2 separate regions of the Mus musculus genome follow, and region 1 is linked to region 2. A link is a contact called in ENCODE Hi-C or POLR2A ChIA-PET data. All regions are on one chromosome and are shown on one strand. The core of a region is the stretch at or near the end of the contact, and the rest is flanking DNA. Distances in the headings are between cores, read along the strand shown.

Evidence for each region. A loop is a pair of places that touch in the nucleus more often than their neighbours do. ChIA-PET counts read pairs that join two places held with the same protein, here RNA polymerase II (POLR2A).
Region 1: a map of left cerebral cortex shows a loop between it and region 2 (3-fold over the local background). The contact joins the promoter of Tro here to the promoter of Maged2 in region 2. A Hi-C loop is called at or near these places in 1 of 37 maps with a recorded cell type or tissue (left cerebral cortex). POLR2A ChIA-PET finds 5 or more read pairs at or near these places in 1 of 5 experiments (embryonic stem cell).

The regions. Positions count from the first base shown.
Region 1 is chrX:150,656,160-150,658,859 of GRCm38, forward strand. Tro (trophinin) reads right to left here and starts at 1,277. Exons shown (of 13, transcript NM_001002272.3): 1 at 1,186-1,277.
Region 2 is chrX:150,812,935-150,815,634 of GRCm38, forward strand. Maged2 (melanoma antigen, family D, 2) reads right to left here and starts at 1,411. Exons shown (of 13, transcript NM_030700.3): 1 at 1,295-1,411.

The DNA.
Region 1 (2,700 bases), core at 27-2,526, 160 kb before region 2:
CCTACACCTTAATACCCTCTACCACACCGCAACCTGACAGTGCGCATGCGCACAGAACGAGAGCGAGAGACACGCACACACGCGCGCACCCACACCCACCCACCCACCCACACACACACACACACATATGCGCGTGCACACACACACGCACGCGCGCATGATAACAGGTTTTCCAAATGCAGCTGGTCCTCAAGGCCCTCAATACGCATGCGCTATGGTGGACAGGACCATTCTAACCATCTCATGTCCACATATGTCCCCCGCTCTCAGAGCTACAGAACATCTCGATCCCACCGCCTCCTCCTCCTACATCATTTCTCAGCCCGTCCCCCCACCCCAGGCTCCACAGGGCCTCTTCGCGCCACCCCCTCCTACCACCATCCCACCCCACCCCCGCCCCCATTCCTGTGCGGCCGCGCCAGCCCGCGCCAACCATCAGCCACTCACTCAGGCTGTGGTTCCGCAGTCCTCCGCACCTCCCACCCTCCTCAAGCCCCCTCCCCCCCCACCCGCGCCGCAGTCGCCTTCGCCAACACTATCCCCCCTCGCCCCCCCCCCCCCCGGTCCACGTCTGCAAGGGCCCCGCCCCGCCCTTTCTGCAACATTGATACCCCACCCTCAAATCCAACAGGGATAACCCCTTCATGATTCCCAGCTCCCTAACCCTACCAGGTCATCCCCTCTTTCAAAGCAGTGCTACCCGGATCCTAGCCCGTCCTTTCTCCCTTCCAAGCCTGGTCCTCTGGCCGTTTAAAGAGGATTCTGTCGCTCCTTTCTTAGTCCAGATTCGATTCATCCTTTTCGTAGCCCATAACGGGGTCCAGCCCCCTTTCTTCAGCTTGATCCGGGTCCCTTACCTCCCTCCTGAACTCGACCCTCCTCCCTTTTTGCTACAGCCAGAACGTGTTCTAGATGTTTCCTTTCCAAAATCCCAACCAGGTCTGCATCCCTTCTTTCCATCCCCAAACTGAGTCTAGACTTTCCCGTAGCCCGGAGATTCCGCCCCCGCCTTTACGCAGTGAGAATTGGGTCCAGGCACCTCTAAACCCACCACATCGAAACCGCTAGATCCCGAATCCAGCCAGGTTCCTGTCAAACCTTAATGCTGTGTGAAGCCAGTCACCCCGAAGCCGCGGCTCTGAAGCCCCCACGGGGTCTTTCCTAAAGCTGGCCACCTCAGCTCACCTCGCCCTCGTGAGCCGAGAGGACGTCTGCTCTCTCCAAGCCTCTCCTCAGGTCTGAGCTTGTAACCCGCCCCCCTGGCCGGAAGTGGTCCTGCCTCTTTCCGCCTCCAGAGGGGGGTCTCCGTCCCTACCAGCCCGCCCCACCCCCTCCCCGCTAACGGCTTCCCAGTCTCCTCAGTGTGGCGCATCTGTTTACTACCTCTTGTTCAGCATTCACACCTAGTCTCCATTTCATTTCTCTGTTCCCCAATACGTGTCCCTGTTCCTATTTGATTTTTCAGTTTCTCCTGAAGAAAATGACCTCAGAGCTCCCACGCCTGTCCTGACAACACTAATTACATGGCGTGATATACTGTGAGAACGTCACATTCATTACTGCCTCTAAAATACGACTAGATTAAGATAGAGGCGCTGAACATTAAGGTGATGCTCTCAAATAATTCATATATATAATATATATTTAAACAATATGTAATAAATAATTAAATACATATAGTTAAACAGTAGATGTAAGAAAAATCAATTAGAGCCTGTCAGATGGCTCAGCGGTAAAAGCACTCCAAGCCTGCGGACATGAATCCTATTCCCTGGATCCACATGGCGGAGGTAGAAAACCTACTCCCACAGGTTGTCTTCACAGCTCTGATTGCACACAAACACATATGTGCATGTACACACACTTTATTTATTACAAATAAAAATGTAATAAAAAAATCCCTACATGCTTCTATTTTATTTCAAAATAATTTCACTGATTCCTTAAAATTAAAAAAAAAATTATTTGGAAACTATGGGAGCGGGCATTTAACAAAGCCCTGATATAATTCCAGCACTACTTGGGAGGGAGATGTTGAAGGGTCTTGAGTTCAAGTACAGCCTTCTACGATGAGATGATATATTAAAAATCATATGTATATGTGCATATATATACATACAAATATACATACACATCTTTTTTTCTCATGTTCTTCTTTTACTGATGCTCTGAACAAGGACTTAGGCTTTCTCTTGTGATGTAGCACACTACTCGCCAGTGCAAGAAACAATTTGTAGCATTCACTTTTTTTCATTCAATTATGTCAAACTGAGTAGAGACCATTATGTCAGAAAAAAAAGGCAGTCAAAGCTAAAATGAGACATTATAAAAAAGAATGACATTATACACTGGGCGTTGAATCCCAGCACTTGGGAGGCAGAAACAGGCAGATCTTATGAGTTCAGGGGCCGGCCAGGGCTACATAGTGAGGTCCTGTATCAAGAAAACCAAGGGATACTTTTGGGATAGCATTGGAAATGTAAATGAGGAAAATACCTAATTAAAAATAAAAAAGAAAACCAAACAACAAAAGAATTATATAATAAGAGACAATTCACAAGGACCATATAAAAATTAAAAGTATCTATGAATCCAACACTGAAGCACCTATATGTATGGAGCAATAATGTTAATAATGAATGGGGGATAGAGCACAGTCAAACAAATAGTAAAGGACTTCGATACCCATTTTCCAACAGT
Region 2 (2,700 bases), core at 161-2,660:
AGGAAGATGTGCCAGCGCGGCAGCTCTGAGGACCCCGCCCCCTTTTCCCAGCGCACCCCCCCCCAGCCGCAGGCTTAGAGTGCGCATGCGCGTCTTCTGCAGCGCCCTTTCAACCCCGCCTGCTTTCCCAGTACAAACCCGTTCTTTGAAGTCCACCGTGCACATGCGCATTCAGCAGCTGGCCCAGTCTCTGCGAGCCCTTCTCAACACGCCCCTTTCTAGCTATACATAAAGCGCATGCGCAATGTCCACGGTCTCAGTCCAGCACCCAACTCCTATACACGCCCCTCTCCAGGTCCGCAATGCTGTTCAGCCCCGCCCCCTCCCCAACAAACCTTCCATCCAAATTGTCGCAGTGTCTGGTGGTCCTAGCCCCTCCCCTACTCACAACCACCCTATCAATTTCACAGAGCCTCCAGGTCCCGCCCTTTATCCTAACACGCCCCCCTCCAAACGGTAAAACCCAAATTGGTTTGGCTCCTTCCCTGTAACACCCCCTCCTCAACTCAGGATTGAACTAGTGATTCCATCTTAGGCCCAGCCAAACGGGGTCCAGTCCCCTCCCTTCCTAGCTGGATGGATTCGGTAAGATTTGGCTCTTAAGGCAGGTTTTCTCCAGATCCCAGAGGGTGGGGCCGACCCCTAGCAGGCTCTCATCCAAAGCTGGGGCCCATGACTTACCTCGTCCTCCTACAATTCCCGAGTGTGTCCACTCTCTCCAAGCCCCTCCGAAACTCAGATACTGCCCTCCCCACTAAAGGCCGGAAGTGGTCCCGCCCCTTTCCGCCTCCCTAGGGGGCCTCCGTCCCAGCCCGTCTGCCCCTCCCCCCTCAACACTCCTTATTCCCCCCCTCCCTATTCCCTTGCCTAACTCCGGACTCCCTATTTCCCATCGCATTTCCTATTTACTCTACAGAAATCTCTTCCCATTCCTTACATCCTTCTCTGTGTTACCTATGCAACCCCCCTCCCCAGTGTCCCTTAACCCTTCTCTGCATCCCCTATTCTTGTCCCTGGATCTCGCCTTCCCCTTCTTATTTCCCCATATTCTTCCTTCTCCTCCAAGCATGCACAGTTCCCCTTTTTCTCCCCTCCACCTCTGCCAGTCTCTGCTGTCCAGTTCATATACAGCTTACTACTTTCTTGGTCGTTCTCATTCTCACACCGCATCAAATGCAGCACTTCTGCTCCAGCTATAGTGGTCAAATAAGAATTGCCCACCTGCCCAGCTATAGGTTTCAGGTAGTTAGAACCACTGTCTGCTCACCAGGAAAGCCCAATGTTGTTCCCTCACCTTGTCCTCCAGTGAGTCTGGGATGCGTGTGCCTGCTCCTCTCAGTCCCTCTCGAAGTCTCAGCCTCCTGGACTAGAGCTGCAGACAGCCCAGCCCAGCCCAGCCCCTTTCCGCAGCCCCCTACCCCCCGCCCCCTTCCTCGGGGGTGGGGCAATGGGGCCCTGCTCAATGCTGTCTGACGCCAAAGCCCATGTTTATGCCTCTGTACCAGGTTCGGTCTGAAGCCCTTCCAACCCAAACTGCCCCCACGAAAACGATTCATTCATTGAAATTATTTATTTTATATCGTTATTTTTCTTACTACAAAAGTAGTGTGTTGTCATGTGAAAACCAGAGAAATGCAGAAATATGTAACAGAAAATTAAAAGCTATCTTTAATCTCCTTCCTCAGAAATACTCATGACATTGAGTACTTTGATAGACATTCCTCCATTAATTTTTTAATTTGTAGTCTGATTATGTGCACTTTCTCCCTACACCGGCTATACTAGTTACCTACTGTTCTGTAACTGCTTTTTTTCAAGTTATATATTCAAACCTCTTTCCCTTAGCATATGTTTTTTTAGAAATGTATAATGTTTTCTTGTATAACTGTCCTATAATTTATTTACTTAGTTCAGCTTCGTGTACTTTCTGGGTTGTTTCCCCCTTTTCGAACTATTACAAACAATGCTACAAGGACCATCCTGGTGTCTATATTGGACTGTTTTGTTGTTTTATTATGTTTTGCTGATTCAATTCATTTGAAAAAACTACCATTTTCAGCGTAAGTTAACTGTACAAAGTAATGACTTTTATTATGGCATTGACAGATTCACCCTCAATAACGTTTTTCACTAGTTTGAAATGGCACTTCTGTTGCCTGATAAATTCACATAAACAACTGGGTGTCTTCATGAGAACAAGATAAAATGTAAAGACAAAGAGAAGTAGACAAAATATCATTAGCAATAGAGCAGGTGAATGCAGACCCAGAAAAAGCTTATTATAAACTATAATTCACGGTAGTTATAGAAATAAAATTCAAGATCTTTCTTATACACAAATAGTCAGAAGTCTGCTTCTTGAGGTCACCTTTGCCCATACTGGACAAATGAAAGATAGCCAATCCTTATGGCTTTATGGACAATTTGATTCACATACATTTTCACACATCATCAAGGCGGGTTTATATATTCGTTTCATTTCCTATAAACTGTTACTTCCCCCAAGTTTGTAATGTCACCCTTCTACTTTCTTATCTCCTAGGCTCTCTCTGCTGAGCACAAATGAATAGTCTCTCATTTTCTTCCAATTCTGGTGCCCCAAATTCCTATCCTATCCAACTTATGGAAAACTTCCAATACCAAGAAAATAAAGTTCTCAAACCTGAGGGTCCTGAGGGTCTATGAAAGCACCCTACAGCT